2 separate regions of the Homo sapiens genome follow, and region 1 is linked to region 2. Evidence: chromatin loops called from intact Hi-C (ENCODE). Cell type or tissue: ascending aorta. All regions are shown on one strand. Region 1 overlaps HDAC4 (histone deacetylase 4). Region 2 overlaps HDAC4 (histone deacetylase 4).

The links. Hi-C counts contacts between places; a loop is a spot of excess contacts. Peaks named below come from ENCODE experiments on the same cell type or tissue, not always from the same donor. Only the 100,000 strongest peaks of a DNase experiment are listed, where the experiment ranks them.
Region 1: it touches region 2 in a loop (3-fold over the local background); 14 of 110 quality-filtered maps call a loop at or near these places.

What each region holds. Positions count from the first base shown.
Region 1 is chr2:239,219,340-239,227,339 of GRCh38, reverse strand. The region is part of intron 3 of HDAC4 (histone deacetylase 4); the gene reads left to right. Among named protein-coding and RNA genes, the nearest start is that of HDAC4-AS2, 30 kb to the right of the region's middle. RefSeq lists an enhancer at 1,328-2,222. In ascending aorta, a CTCF peak has its summit at 486; DNase peaks (open chromatin) are centred at 2,989, 3,309, 5,169, 5,779 and 6 weaker places; H3K4me3 peaks cover 2,584 bases; H3K27ac peaks cover 7,177 bases.
Region 2 is chr2:239,271,105-239,279,104 of GRCh38, reverse strand. The region is part of intron 2 of HDAC4 (histone deacetylase 4); the gene reads left to right. Among named protein-coding and RNA genes, the nearest start is that of MIR4269, 30 kb to the left of the region's middle. RefSeq lists a silencer at 3,180-3,388 and enhancers at 3,537-3,636, 5,285-6,062. In ascending aorta, no CTCF peak of the experiment used is centred here; DNase peaks (open chromatin) are centred at 3,034, 3,764, 4,334, 5,437 and 2 weaker places; H3K4me3 peaks cover 1,340 bases; H3K27ac peaks cover 2,077 bases.

The DNA.
Region 1 (8,000 bases), 52 kb after region 2:
CCAGGACACCTCACGTGTAGCTGGCCAGCTTCCACTGGTCCGCAGTTTTCAGTGCTGTTCCATCTCCCTCTCCAGAGGGTAGTAGTCCCTGGGCTCTGCCAGCCACGTGGGGTAAGCGGTGGTTGGGGCCCTGCATTCCCTGAGCAGATATTTCATTCTCCTTCACCTCCAGTCCTGGTCCCACCAGCCCCTGTGCCCCGGAGGGCTGTGTGACCGAGACTGGTCTGCCCCTCCCTTGGCCCACCCTGGCTGATGGGTCAGCTTTGCTGTCTCTGATACCTTATTCACCCAGATCCTTTCTGACTTCCAGCATTTTGTGGCTGCTCTCTCATCTCCTGTGTGTGTGTTGTGTTGGTGTGTCTTTCTAAACAATCCACACACTGTTTCAGCAGAATCTTGGAGGGATCCTGACAACGTGATTGTGTTCACTCTGTTATTTTTGACCAGAAATGCCCTGTGGCTCTGAAATGCCACCCTGTGGCTGGCAGGTGGGACCGTGCCTCCCCACGCGGCCCAGGACACTGCTGCCTGCCAGCCCCACCCGTGAGCCTGCCGGCCTCACTTTCCAACTGGTTCTTTCCCTGTCCGCAGTGCCTGAGGCAGAAAGATAGAAAGTTTCTCCATCCTGGGTGGACATTAGATTGTTTGGGTTATCTACATTTATCACCCCCCCCATTACATGTTACATTGTTGTTGTTGCTGTCGACCCAAAGATTTCTGAAGAGCTTACTGTCTGCCCTTAGCAAGGAACATGGGTGGTAAGAAAGCAGACGGTTATTGGTTGGGGCGTCGTGGAGAATTGGGGGTGCTGTCTGAGAAATATCCTCTGGGTGCTTCTAAAACCGTCCACACATCCACAGCAAATCTGGATGGGGTGGAGCTGGTGACTGGTTGTTTCTCTACTTTAGAGGGAGAGAGAAAGCTATGTGGCAGTCCCAGCAGTGCCCCTCAACCGTGTTGATACAGAATACAGAGAAATCTCACTGAGTATCTCTCAGGGAGGATTCCACAGTTCTAAGTGATGATTGGTTGGAAGAAAGGATTTTTTTTTTCCACTGAGAATTTGGTTTGGTTTGTGTATTCGGAGTGTCACTGGTGGCCAAAAGTATTATCCAGGAATGAATTTTTGCATCATGACATCATTTCTGGTTAAAGGGCTTTTTATCTTTTTTCTTTTATTACCAGCTTTGTGTGCTTTAAGGCTGTGGACTGTAAAATGTATCCAGAGGGCCTGCGGAGCCCCTCAGTGGCATCTGGAAGCCTGTGCCGCCAGGACGAGGGAGATGGCTCTTTGCCGACCCTTGTCTGTGTTAGGGTGTCGCGGTGCAGCTGAAAGGGAGTTCCTTCTCAGCAGCCACATTTGACCCTAATGTCATGTTTTCGCCGTACCAACACCATGTCCCCTACCAGAGGAACCTGCCCATCTTTTAAGGAAGGTTTCCATTTCTGGACCTCACAGCAAGATGCACACACTGTCACACGTGATGCAGAACCAAACTCAGGCCCTCTGTGTTTCCAATGAGGGGCTCCGAGGGGCCATCAGAGCCAGGTGTCTGACCAGGTGAGGGAGGACTGGAGGTGTCCCTTGGGTAGCAGTACGTGGCCACGGGCGAGGGGAAGAAATTGAAGGCGGTTTAGTCAGGCGCCTGAGGAAGGGGCTGGCACTTCTTTCAGTTCTACAGCACCCAGCCCTGCGTGGGCCTTCCTGGGCGGGCCTGCCCTCCCCTGCCGACCTGCCTTCCCCGCCTTCCTGGCTTCCCTCTCCTGCTCTTGAGCCCAGCCAGGCTCCACCCCTCCATCCAGGTGTTTCTCATCCCCCCCTGGGGTGGGGGCACCCTGCAGGTGGTGGGAGTCCAGCTATGCTTTACTCTCCCGCAGACCGACTTCTGCCTTCGTGGATCTGCTCTTGTGGGTGTGTTCTCTGTTTTATTAATTCCTGTTTTAATAGCTGTTCTCCTTTCTCTGCATTTATTCGGATATGCTTGTTCTTTTAGGTTGAACATTTCACTTGTTAATTTTTAGCCCTTCTTCCTTTCGGATGGAGGCATTCAGGGTTCTGTGCTGTGCTTCCCTTGGGGTTCAAATGGGGCTGCTTTGGATAAGTTCTAATTTGTATTATTTAATTTGTAAAGCATATTACATTAACACTTCATAAAGTCTTGGTGTTTCTCAAGAGAGTTATTTTGAAATTTGCTTTTTGGTTCCTTTTTTATTTGAAAAAATGAAATATTTAGAAGTGTTTTTTGTTTCCCGAAAGTCTGAATTTTCCAAGTCATCTTTTTTGTTATTCATTTCTAATTTACTCCATTATGGTTAGAAATTACCCAGCTGTTGAATTTTACTGAGACTTGCTTTGTGGTCAATTTTTATGAATCTTTAATATATGTGTGAGAAGATTTTGAATTCTCTAGTAATTGGGTGCTGGATTCTAAATATGCTCATTAATTCCAGCTTATTGATTGTAAATTACCTACAATATTAGAACATGTGAGAGGCGAGAATCGCTGTGGAGGAGAGTGAGCAGTCAAGGACTGGGGATTCAGGAGGGTGGATTTCTGCGTTCAACTCATTCATTCATTCACTCATTCATATTGATTGGGCCTTCTAATGCCATCCCCTGCCCTTGGCATATGGAATACATGTATTTATGATTGACACAGAGACCCCTATTTCATGGTACTCATGTTACCCTGGGAGGAAGAGAGGAAACTAGTAAAGGCAATGAGTAAACAGTAGAGCAGGGAAGGCAGAGCAGGGCTCGGGAGTGGAGGGGCTGCGATTTTACACCCGCTGGTGAGGGCAGGCCTCCTTAGAAGGTGAGCAGACATTTGCAGGCCGAAGACCTGGTCAGGAGAAGAGGGAGTGGGCGGTGCGGGAGACATAAAAGGCCGGGTTAATCAATTAGGCATGGCTTTGAGTGACATGGAGGCTCCTGGAGGTTCTGAGCAGAGAAGCGACACCACGTGACGTATGCCACAGAGAATGCAGTGGCCACGTGGGACAGGCATCGGAGGAGCAGGGAGACCCACCAGGGTCTGGGAGCAACCCAGGCAGTGGATGGGGCTCAGTCCGGGTAGGTGGAGTGGGAATGTAGAAAATGGTACAAATTCTAGAGATATCTGACGTAGATGGGATTTCCTTAGCCTGCAGATGGGCTGTGCAGGAAACAGAAGAGTCGAGGGTGACCTCAGGATTTTTGGCTTTAAGCACTGCTGATGGAGTTGCATGAATTCATGGGGAATGTGGGTGGAGCAGACCCTGCGCTGGGATGAGGATTAGTATGGATCTGTGCAGTGCTTTCAAAGGCACCCAGTTTGGAACACTGAGTGGTAGGCGTTGGCGAGCCTGCGCTGAACGTGGGAGGGGCCTGCGCTGGGCATTCATAGCAGAAAGATACATGGACATGAACTCTCCCGGGCAGTGGATCTCCTCCGTGCAAGGTCCACAAAGTAGACTTTGTTTCTTTTCCCTTTTTTTTTTTTTTAAACAATGTTTGCTTAGTGCTGGCATGCATCTTCTACCAAATCCTACTTTGTAAAGTGTTCCTGCTGGCAAGAGAGTTACTGGCTCCGGGATCTTTGCTGGGCAGAGAGTGTGAGCGCACAGCCTCCACAGCCAGCAGCAAGGTCCTGCTCAAAGTGGGACTCGTGGTTGCTCCTAATTACAGCAATGATGAGGACACTGATGGCCACAGGTCCCCTTACCAAGGCCACCCATCTGTCACTCAGCTACGTACCGTGTGTTCATTGGCATTTAATGCCCCTGGGGACATCACACAGTAGTTACTGGTTCAGGAACTGAGGCTGGGAGGCGTAAGTCACTTTTTATCAAGCTGCCCAGGTGATTTTTCTGGACAGAAGTCTGAACCAGCCCCCTGCCTTCTGCATTTCCACCTGCCTGCTGGATTATTCCACCCCCAGTGACCCGCAGCGCCCTTGAAAGATGCTGCAGCCCACGCCGGTCTCCAGAAAGCCCCGGCGGAATGTACGTTGCTGCCTGGAAGAGGCCGGCTCGCCCCAGAGAGAGGGGCTACCTCCTTCAGGCCTCGTCCTTGGTGCCCTCTCTTCTTCTCCAATGGTTTCTATTTTTAAATATTTCAACTGTTACTGTTAAGTAATAGTGGTTCCTACTTCGGCCCAGCTGTTAGGTGAAACACATAACCAAACGTTTGGAGGTTGCTAAGAAGGAAATTCTGAAATGCGTTCTTATGTAAACTTGATCTTACGTAACTGAGAAGGCAAGAGCAACTGCAGTGGGATTTGTAGGCTTCCTAGACCACTGAAACTATTTTTAATTTTCAGACAATATATTTTTATCCATTGGGTTTAGGGTATTTGGATAGCTTTCAGGAGTAACGTGTAACTTGTGCTGGTGTGAGCAGGCTGGAGAGATGGGCTGCAGTGGTTTCAGGGAGGTGGTGGTGTTCCAGGAGGTGTGGCCAGTTTTGAATCCAGGTGACAATGCTTACTGGCTGCATCTCCCGTCTGTGATACCCAGGTCCCCGCTGGGACCTGCTTCAGGGGGCTGTGAGGACGAAAGGAGATCACAAAGCAAAAATACTTTAAATTCGTGCTCAGTCCTGAAACATTAGTTTTTTGTTATTGTTTCTATTCAATTGCTTTTGCATTGGAATTGTAGAGTCTTAGAAAGATTTTCCAGGAATGCTTTGTCCATAACGTGATTGTAGCAGCATCTCAGACGGATGGTTCTGTCTGTTATTTCTGGGGGTCATGCTTGTCTTTCATGGCTGCGCTTCTGTATGAGAACTTAAAGCACATTTCACCATTTTTTTTTTTTTTTTTTTTGGTATGGGGTAAGGCCTGGTTCTATTTATAGTTTCCAGGAAGTACATTTGTGCACTTCTTGAAAGCCAACTTACCAACTGCATGCCAGGTTTTTATTTTCAGCTCTTGCTCAATTTGAGCTTGCAAATATTTCCAAAAGATGTTTTTTTCTTCCTGGGGATATAGAACAAATTAGAAACATTAAAAGGATTTTCTAAAGAGCTTTAAGGATAGTTCTGAAATAGGGAGCAGGGAAAAAATCTAACACTTGCGTTTTCATTAAATTGTGGAACAGAAGCACACAGATGGTCTTGCTCCCTCCAGATACAGCCCTGGCTGGTACGGCCAGCACCCAGGGACTCTGCACACGGAATTCCACGAGAATAACATCACGGGCTGCCGTAAAAGCCAGGGAAGCGAAGGGAGGCGTTTCTGATCTGTTTCTGGCCTTGCGCTGGCACAGGGTGTCATCCCTTGGGTGGGAAGGGTCTTTGGAGCCCCTTATGGCAGCAAGTTTACAGCCGCATTTGGATTTAATGCTGGCAAGGAAGGACTTTATTTTCTGTTCGAATCAAATTTGGAATACGTTTTTGAGTAAAGCTTGCTGCGTTGTTGATACAGCTTATTACTCAGAAGAAAAAAAGCCTTTTAAGTGACCTGTTAAGGAAAGTTTTATTTCCTCAAAGTTCGTGATAGCTTCAATAGTTTCGGCTTGTCATTTAATAGGACCTTTTGAAAGAAATATTCACCAGAAAAGAATCACTTCAAGTTGTGTGTGCATTATAAAAATGGCTCTCGTCCACGATGACTGGCTGAAAAATGAGATTTTTGAGTTTGTCATACATTTAGGGGACCCTTAAGAATGTGGACAGATGTGGAAGTAGCTGTTCTTCAGTTGAAGGCTGTGTGTGTGTGTGTGTGTGTGTGTGTGTGTGTGTGTGTGTGTCCCACTCTCAGCGCACTTTGAGGCGCAACTCGAGGTGACACAGTTGAGTCCAGGCCTTGCGGTGAGTGCTGAGGACACAGAGATGGGCATGGGCCGTCCTTCCCAGCTGGCCACTCTTAACCCCTGGGGAGGGGCACAGGGTCTCCGAAGCTCCTGCCACACTCCTGTCTTTTTTGTTTTGCTTTGCAATTCAGTAGTCCCTGTGGGGTAACCAGATGCTCTTAGCTTTGTTGGTTGGAGCTGTGATTTTTTTTTCCAGAGGGTTTCCCAGAATGCTCCCATCTCCTCCCCTGATGTGGTGTCAGGTGGCACCATGGTGTCCCCCGCTCCTGTGCACAGACCTTGGCTTTCCTCAGCGGTTTATGTCAGAGAACGGGCCGATGTCCGCTCCATCCCCTTCGCTTCTCTTTTATTCTTCTAAATGGTATTCGCAAGAACACTAATACCATCTGACAGGGTTCTCCTTCATGTAGAGGAATCATTTAAGGCGCCTGTAAACGGGGAAGGTAAAGAGAGACAGGGCGGTGAGGCCTCTGTGCCTCACTCAGCGGGTCACACGCCACCGCCCGCAGAATGAGCTGAGTCCAAGGGCTGGTGGGAGGGAGGTCTTCGTGGTGAGGGAGTACCTCGCCTTGGTCATGATGACAACACGGTACCAAGGTCGGTCCCTGGCTTTTTTTGGCTACAGAAGGTGGAACCAGTGGGGGAAACCTGGCGGAAGGGTACCTGCAACCTCTCTGGACTTTCTTGGCAACTTCCTGTGAATCTATAATTATCTTTTAAATTCACAATATTAGTGTGAGAAACCTTTAATAAAATATATGGCTCGTTTCCCATCTGTTATCCATTTAAAGTTGAGATGTGTCATTCCATGGGATTAGAAATAAAGAAAAAAAGATGGATGTTCGTAGATGAAGCTGAATGACTAAGGTTGATCATTGTGGTAGCCGGATACGTGGGTGTTTATTATATTCCTCTCGCTAACTCTGTGTGTCGTTGAAGATTTTCATGATGAAAGGCCGCTGACCAGTTCCTAAGAGTCTTCTGGCACCATCTTCTCCGAGGTCACTGTCTTCCCCTACCAAGCACAAACTGTCCCCACCATAGGCTTTATCGCTTCTGCCTAGATCCGCAATCTGTCAGATTTCTTTCATCTTTATTATCTTCTTCCTCTTTTTCAGTGCACAGTGTATGCTTTAATTTTCTAGTTATTTTTCTAACTTTTTGAGTCTAATGTTTTTATTTGTTTGGGTTCCTTTTGTAGTTACTTACATGTAGGCAGCTATTCATTGTTCTCTGAGCTCAATTTTAGGCAATTCCTACAATTTTCGATATGTGATGTGTTCATTACTTTATAAATTTTTACCACTTTCACTAGAATTTGAAGCGTTTAAGAGAAAGAGACTCATTTTTCCCATGGTTGGATTTTTGTTTCTCCTGGTTTTATTTCTGGTTCTGTTGCAGTGTGTTCCAGTGTTTAGTCTACACTGTGTGTATTTGGAAACTGTGTTCTTTATGTGGCATTGGTTTTTGTAAATGTTTCATGGAGGCTTGCAGCAAAAGGCATACATGGCTTAATGATAAGAGGTTCGAGGCCTATCTGTTGGCTGAAGTAAGAATTGTACTATTCCCATCCTCTGTATGCACACCTCCTGTGTGTTTGCTCTGCCGTGAGTGTACAAGAGCAAGTTCATATCTAGTGCTGACCATGTGTGTCTTCATTCTGTGTGTTCTGTGTTTTTACTCGAAGGTACCCACAGTGTGTGCCTCAGACAGTTCCGTCATCTTTGTAGATTGCATGCTTTATACTTAGGAAATGGTCAAATATGTTTGATATTTAGTGTTGGATTCAATCTTTGTGATACCGATATCTCGATTGCACATTTCAATTTGTTTCTATTTGCCTTTTGGGGCTTTTTACCCGTCTAATCTGAGCCTTACACTGGATTTGTTTTTATTTTATTTATTTTATTTTATTTTATTTTATTATTATTATACTTTAAGTTTTAGGGTACATGTGCACAATGTGCAGGTTAGTTACATATGTATACATGTGCCATGCTGGTGTGCTGCACCCATTAACTCGTCATTTACATTAGGTATATCTCTTAATGCTATCCCTCCCTCCTCCCCCCACCCCACAACAGTCCCCGGTGTGTGATGTTCCCCTTCCTGTGTCCACGTGTTCTCAATGTTCAATTCCTACCTATGAGTGAGAACATGCTGTGTTTGGTTTTTTGTCCTTGTGATAGTTTACTGAGAATGATGAT
Region 2 (8,000 bases):
GGCCCTGCTGCCCCATTACCTCCAACCACTTTCCCCGCCTGGGGCAGGGTGTGGCCCCACACCAGCCCCACTTTTCTTTCTTTCTGGTTTTTCAGTCCTGCCGGCAGCATAGTCTTTTTATTTGTTTGTTTGGAAGAGATAGGGTCTGACACTATTGCCCAGGCTGGCCTCGAGCTCTTGGGCTCCAGGCGCCCTCCTGAGTAGCTGGGACTACATGTCCACACTACTGCACCTGGCTTCAGGAGTGTGGTCTTCCCGGCCCCGGCCCCAATGGTCCTCATGTTTAAAGAGGAAGAGAGCCACACTGATGGGCAGGAAAGCCGTTTCCTGAAGGAAGGTCCAGAGCCACCTTAGAAGGTGAATTAAAGCAAACCACAGCCTTCGGCCACTTATTTTGACTGACATGTGGTACAAAACATGTTTTTTGTTTTTATTGAGACAGTCTCCCTCTGTCACCCAGGCTGGAGTACAGTGGCATGATCTCGCCTCACTGCAGCCTCTGTCTCCTGGGCTCAGGCGATCCTGCTGCGGCCTTCTGAGTAGCTGGGACTACAGCTGCTCATCACCATGCCCGGCTAATTTTTGTCTTTTAGTAGAGATGGTGTCTTGCCATGTTGGCCAAGCTGGTCTCGAACTCCTGGGCTCAAGCAATCTGCCTGCCTCAGCCTCCCAGAATGCTGAGATTATAGGCGTGAGCCCTTGTCCTGGCCCAAAATATGTTTTTACATTTTAAAAATTATCCTTTTCTTTACCAATTAGATTGTCAATTTTTTTTTTAAACAAATGCTTTCTGTGGCCTTGTAGAAAATACTGGTTGGTGGGCACCTCTTCTTGGAAGACTGCCACTGGAGGGTCCTCAGGGTGAAGTCACCCCCACTTGGCTTGATGCTTTGTTACCAGTCTGTTTTTTTTTTTTTCTTTTTTTCTCTAATGGTGGGATAATTTGAAAACTCAACCCTTTCCAGCCAATGGTGAGCACCTGTTCATTTCTCAAGACACCCTGAGCCTCCAGGTGGCCTCCACCAGCGGGGAGCCGAGTGTGCGGCTGGAGTGTGTAGCTGGAGCGTGTGGCTGGAGTGTGTTGCTAGGGTGTGTGGCTGGGGTGTGTGGCTGGGGTGTGTGGCTGGCCTGCTCAGGAGAGACGGGGAGCCGAGTGTGTGGCTGGCGTGTGTGGCTGGAGTGTGTGGCTGGGGTGTGTGACTGGGGCGTATGACTGGGGCCTGCTGAGCGGAGAGTATTCTCAGTTATTTGTTTCCGGCAGATCTGAGAACCTGAGTAGTAGGAACTGCTTCAGGCCTGGGTCCCGGCCCGGGTGGAGTTGCTGTGGAACGCAGGTGTTTTCTGTGTGAGTTTGCTAAGCGCTGTTGGGCGTTCTGGAAGTGTCTTTCCAAAGCAGACATTATCAAGCCAGGGTCCTTGTGGCTACACCAGGCTGGGCGGCTGTGTGGCCCTTTTAGGCAGCTAGAACTGGCCTCACTGGTTCCGGGGATGCGTGCGGTGAGAGTGGGCACATGTCCGGTGAGCTTGTGGAAGTGCCCTGAGACCCTGGTTCCTGCTCCGGAGTACAGAACGTGTGATGATCAGCGATGGGCCACCATGGCGTGACTGGCACCAACAGCGCAGAGACCATAAACATGTTCCTTCCTGCTGACCGGCCCGTACTCCCAGGGTGGTGGCCCAGGGCCTGTCCACCTGGGTCTGCACTTCTGGGCTTCCCTGTCGTTTCCCCAGCTTCCCTTCTGGTAATGAGCTTGGTGCTCCTCCTCTCCCCACCTCTCACCCTTGTGCCTTTGGAAAGGCCTTACTGGACAGACCGGGAACAAGAGGGCATCTGCTATTTCTGGGGAGCTTCAGAAGCTGAGCTCACCGGGCTCGGCTCTGGGAGCATGGTTGTCCTCCAAATACATGTTTTCTTCTTTTACTGATCCTTCTGCTAACCTCGGGACCCCACTATACCAGGTGCTGGGTACACCAAGGTGAGCAGGACCCCGTCCCTGCTTTCAAGAATGGTTAAGAGAATTGCAAAATATTAGTGCCGTGCAGAGTCCCAGGTGCCACCAGCAGGGGCAAATGCAGGCCCAGGAGGGCGCGGCAGTGGAAAGGGGCTGCACAGAGCAGGGGAGGCTCCACAGCTGACTCTCGAATGGTGTTCCCCAAGGGCTAGAGGGGTGTGTGTTAGGGGGTCAGGGTTGGGGGATTTTGTGGCACGGTGACAGACAGTGTTGCAAGAAGAATGAACTCATACACAGACCTGATCACTTGGTGGTGGCTTCACCCTGGAGCCTGTTGTCATTCCCCCTGGCCTCCCTCTGCCGTCTTGCCTCGCCTGGCTCTGCTGCTCTGCTGGCCTCTGCAGCCGGCCTTTGTCTGGGCAGCGAGCAGTGTCCAGGCAGCAGACAGCGGGTAGTGTCCAGGCAGCAGGCAGTGTTCCGGCAGCAGGCAGTGTCCAGGCAGCGGGCAGTGTCCAGGCAGCAGGCAATGTCCAGGAAGTGGCCTGTGTCTGGAGAGCAGATGGTGTCTGCGGTGTATCGGTGTCTCATCTCCAGCTAGAGGGACTTAGGTCCCCATGACTGGTGAAGCCGTTTCAGGAACAGCACTGATGACCAATGGAGCAATCTCTGGCCTAGTTGGGAGGTCCGTCAGGGCTGCTTTGAAGGTGGCACAGGCCATACATGCAGAACCCGGGTGCCTGTCCCACTCCTGCCCCCGTCCTGTGGCCTGGGGTCCAGACACAGGGAGCTGGAGGCAGAGGGGCTGCTGAGTCAGTTAGACAGGCCTCTCTGTTGGCGGGACCACGACTTGACGCCTTCTCCCCTCAACACTTCCAAGGCATACTTGCCAAGGGTCCGCACCCGCTCTCTGGTTCGGGGCCTCTCCCTGCCTCTGTAAGACTGGTGCAGCTGCTCTAACTTGTCTGCCATCTTCAGGTTCTCTGCGTTGCCACCAGAGTGAACTTGCTGGCGTGGGGGTCGGTGTCTGCCGTGAGTCAGGTCCCTGCGCAGTCCTCCCTGGCAGTGGAGGAACACTGGTTCTTTGCCTGGCCCCAGGGCAGTCCCAGCCCCAGAGGTCCCTGGCCTGCGCTGGCTCAGAGCATGCTGGCCATCTGCTTGGGCGGAGCCTGTCCACCACCGCCTGGTGCCTTCCCGCCCATCCTTTTAAGGCCTCTCCTCCTCTGGGAAGCTTTCCCAAATGAGGCAGGCGACAGAGGAGCTTCATCTTCTCCGCCCCATACCTTCAGGGTGGCACGTGGCACCATGAGGAGCTATCTGGGGCTCCCCTGGGTGTCTTCCCCTCCCTGTGAGCTCCTGGAAGGCAGGGGTCCTGGCGTTCTATCTTGCCTTCTTGCATCATGGGTGTGCCTGGCAGCCTGAGGGGTGGGGAGTGGGACCAGGCACTGCAGAGGCCCCCAGCCTCACTCTGAGGCTGGACCTGGAGTCGCAGGGTGGCAGTACCGAACCCAGGTGTGCCACCCGCACACACACAGACCGTGCAGGCAGGGGCGGTGGCTGCTGTTCTTCCATGTGTGTCCCCCTCGTGGCGGCCCTGCATTGCTGCCTGTTGGTGGGGTTAGGGTCTGCTGTCACTCCGTGGGCCATGACATCGCCACTGCCATCACATTTGCAGAGCTCCGTGTGCATACATGATAGCGTCCCGACCAACAGCGCCTCCGGTACACAAAGCCGTTTCTTGGTGAATCAGCAAGTCTGGGCTCCTGCCGTTTCTGGGTGAGCCCTGTGCTTGGACAGTTATGAATCATTTGCTTGCCTCTTGATTTGCGTCAATCAAACCACATGTGAAGAAAGCGGCAGTGAGCAGCGCTTTGCCGGCAGCCTGGCTCCAGCGTGGGGCGGCTTGCCAGGGACAGCCTCAGGAGGCCAGCCTGCGCGGCCTGGTGGTCTGGGCTGAGGGCCTGGGGTGGCTTCGGCCCACGGGGCTTCCGGCCGGCCCCCACCCTTTCTTCCCCCGATCCCCGTCAGCCACGGGAGATGGGTGAGATGGTAATGATAGCGTAGCGTGTGCTGGCTTCCTACGTGTAATCCTGTGGCCAGGGGCACATATTCGCAGCTCTGGGAATGTTTATGGTTGGAAGCCCCTCCGCTGATCTGTTCTTCCCTCTCACACAAAATCACTCCAGGACAGGGCTCTTTGCAAAGATTACTTGTAAGAAAGCCTTAATTAAAAAGAGATGTCACCATGCCCCTCCCCTCCTTCAAACCAAGAGGAGCAGCAGAAGGGGGAGTGGCCCAGGGTCAGAAGGACAGCTGGGAGGAGCGTGGGGGCCAGGCCAGGCCTAGGGAAGGGCCATCCACCTGGGACTTCTGAGCCTTTTCTTTTCTGGAGCAGCTTTGGGGATGAGGCTTGCCCTCCGTTGAGTCACGGTGACAGCTCTGCACTGTGCTGGGCTGAGAGAGCCCCGCCGTGGAGGGCCATCTGGGAAAGTAGGGTTCCCAGGGCCCCCCAGCTTCACTGGCTTGCTTTGCTTTGGTTATTTTCGAGGTAGGCAAATGAGGTTCTCGTTTTTACCGTGAAGGTTACTTGTATTGTTGTTGAATTAGCTGTTGAATGGTAGCTGTTGTCCTAGTTTCCTAGTTAGTCATGGCTGTGGCTCGTGGCTTAGAGACCAGCGGCGCCCTGGCTCATTCCCATCTCTTGCGGGGGCCCATACATGATTCGTCCTTAAAACTGGGAGGGGACGCCGGGGTGCACTGGGCTTGTCCTGTCGTTTGGTAATGATCACAAGTGTGTTTATATGTGACTCTTCCAGGGAATCGTGGAAACTTAGTGGCCATGAGGTCCCCTGGCTCTGAAATTTCTCTCTGAATGAGCTGGGAGGGTGTAACCTTCCACAATTGTGAGCCCAGGTTTATGTTTGCAACAAATAATAAACAGCAAAACAGAACAGAGTGATACCCCCGTCCAAATCTAGCACCTTCACTGGCTATCTTTCATTTTTTATTACGGAAAATTTCAAACATTTACGAAAGTGAAAAGACAATAAGGAGCGGACTAGGCTGCTGTCCCCATCTTCAGCGATGGCTGAGCAGGGCCAGGCCTGCCTCACTGTATTGTTCCAAAGCAGTTCTACCGTCATGCAGGTGTCTTCCGAACATGCGACCCTAATACCATTGTCACAGCTTTAACACATCAACACGTGAATCCATCAAATAATCAGTCATTTAAAATCCCCATTGTCTCAAAAAGTTTTCAGTCTCTTTTCTTTTTGTATGTGGCTGTTGTTCAAATAAGTGTTAAGTAAGGTTCGTGGGTTCTAATGGGCCACTGTCACTTGTGATGGACACAGCCGTTTCCTCCCTCTTGCTCTCCAGTCTATTTGTTGGGGAGCTTGGCTTGTCCTGTTGTGTGGCCACGGCAGAGCTCTCACTGCCTGTGTCCATGTGGCGTGTTGAGCAAGTTCCTCCTCCCTCTCTTTCTGGTGACCTGGCGGTTGCAGCTGGAGCCTGCGCCGGACCGGGGCTAGTTGGCAAGACTGTGGCATGGGGGCGTGGGCGTTCTGCTGGGTGATGAGCGGGTCCTGAAGGTGGCTGTCTAGCTTCATTCCTTCCTTCCTGGGGGCTGCAGAGTGATAATCCAAGACACTCACTCCTGAATCAGGTAAAAGACTTCTGCAGAGAGGAAGTGCCCTCATCAGCTCTTCGGCTCACACAGGAAAGGCTTTCTTTATTTACCATCTTTCAGAGGAATGAGCTCGTTGCTTTACATCATCTGAAGGTCACTGGTGAGTTTTGTCGTTTGTTTTTGTGTGTAATTGTGAGCTTGTGGGTTTAAGTGTGCTCCATGCCTTTTAGGCCTTTGCTGCTGTTACTCTCATTGATGTTCACCTTGTCCTCCTTGATCCACGAGGCCCTGTGGAGTTGGCCCTTGAGTCTTTTGGACATAACCCTTGCAGTCTTTGATTGCTTCCTTGCTCTGCTGTGACAAGACACCTTGTCACCTTGTATAATTCCTGTCCCCGGAATTTATCTGATAATCCCTCATCTCAGTATCCTTAATCACATGTGTAAAGTCCGTTTGAGCATCTAAGGTGGTGTATTTCTAGGTTCCGGGAATGAGGATGTAGACCCTGTGTGGGGTATCATTTATCCTTCCTGTGCTCAGCCCTCAGACCTGCAGGTCTGGTCTCTGACTCTGCCGCTCATCGTGGGCAACTCTCTGGCCAGGTCGCTAGGGAGGGAAGAAGCCGTTGCAGGAATATAGGGACAGCTTGGGACGAGAGGGCCAGGGTAGATGCCTGTCTAAGGGTCTAGGGAGGTACAGAGGTGAGCCCCTCTGCTGCTCTTGTCCCCTACAGTTGCCTGCCCTGCTCTGCCAGAGTCAGAGGGCATCGCCTGGGGCACCCACAGCAGCAGCGCAGGGGTGCATTGGGGGTGAGTGCAGATGGTTGGCTGCGAGAGGTTCCGATGCTGGGTTTGACAGTCAGGGTGGTCTTGTATCTTTTTGATCCTGGCCATCCTTGTGGATAGAAAGTGACATCTTATTGTGATTTTGATTTACATTTTCCTGAGGTTAACAACTAGTGATGACAGTCATCTTTTCACATGCTCATGGGCCATTGTGCATCTTTGGAGAAATGTCTGTTTAAATCCTTTGCTCATTTTAAAATTAGATTATTTGCCTTTTTATTGTTTGAGTTGTCTGGCCCTTTATATTCTAGATACAGCTCCTTGATCAGATATATGGTTTGCAAATATTCTTTTCCATTCTGTAGGTTGCCTTTCTGGATGGTGTCTTTTGAAGCTCAGAAGATTTTTATTTTGCTGGTATCCTGTTTGGCTATTTTTTTCTTTTGCTGCCTGTGTTTTGGTGTCCTATCAGAGACATTTATTGAACTCGGATTGGATTGGAACGATGATGTGGGCCCCCTCTTGGGGCTCCTGGCTTTTGGCTTCTGTTGAATGTAAATGCTAAAAGGCTTCTCTGGGCTGTTAGGAGAGAGGCAGATTTTATTGCCCAGCCAGCTTCTGCAGTGTCTAATGGCTAGATTCGCTTTTCCCACAGTTGTTTTTAATTGAATGTCCGTGGGAAAGTGGCCAAGTAAATGGAAGGTTTCACAGAGAGAGCTGGGTTTCTTTGTTGATTTTTTTTGAAACTGTGCTTTTTTGTCATTACTGTGCAGAGTTTGTTGGAATCTGGCGCCAGGTTGTGATGTCTGCTGAGACTTGTATTGGTCTTGTTGAGTATGGCAGCATTGTAGTGGCTTTTCCCCCACTCGAAACACAAGTTCCAGGAAATTTCGAAGCTCTGTGTAACTTCCAGGTGGACATCTTCCCTGTTGAGAGGTTAATTATGGGACGTGGAGCCATCAGGGACTCTGAATGTGGGACACACATCCTGAGGAGAGAGGCCACGTCTTGGAAGGATGAAGGGCAACCTGTCTTCGGGGTCCAGAACTGGACTCTCACTCAGCAGCTGTGCCGGCCTCAGCCACCCAGGCTTTGTGTCTGTAACATGGGGATGACGACAGTGTCTACCCGATAATCCGGAGATCCACATCGGGGGATGGAGAGCTCTAGGGAGGATGCCGGCAGAATCGGCTCTCATAGTCCTAAACACAATCACCAAGATGAACTGTTGCTTTCATGTGAATTGAGTATTCCTCATTATTCCAAACACAACAGCACTGAAAACTTAGAATGTGTAAACAAAAAACACACTAAGCCGACCGAGCACAGTGGCTCACACCTGTAATCCCAACACTTTGGGAGACCAAGGTGAATGGATTGCTTGAGCTCAGAAGTTCAAGACCAGTCTGGGCAACATGGCAAAACCCCTTCTCAAACCCCTACTCTACTAAAAGTATAAAAATTAGCCAGGCATGGTGGCATGCACCTATGATTCCAGCTACTCAGGAGTGTGAGATGGGAGGATCACCTGAGCCCAGGAAGTCGAGGCTGCAGTGAGCCGTGATCACACCACTGCATTCCAGCCTGGGCAACCGGAGCAAGACCCTGTCTCAAAAAACACCAAAAAACATACTAAGC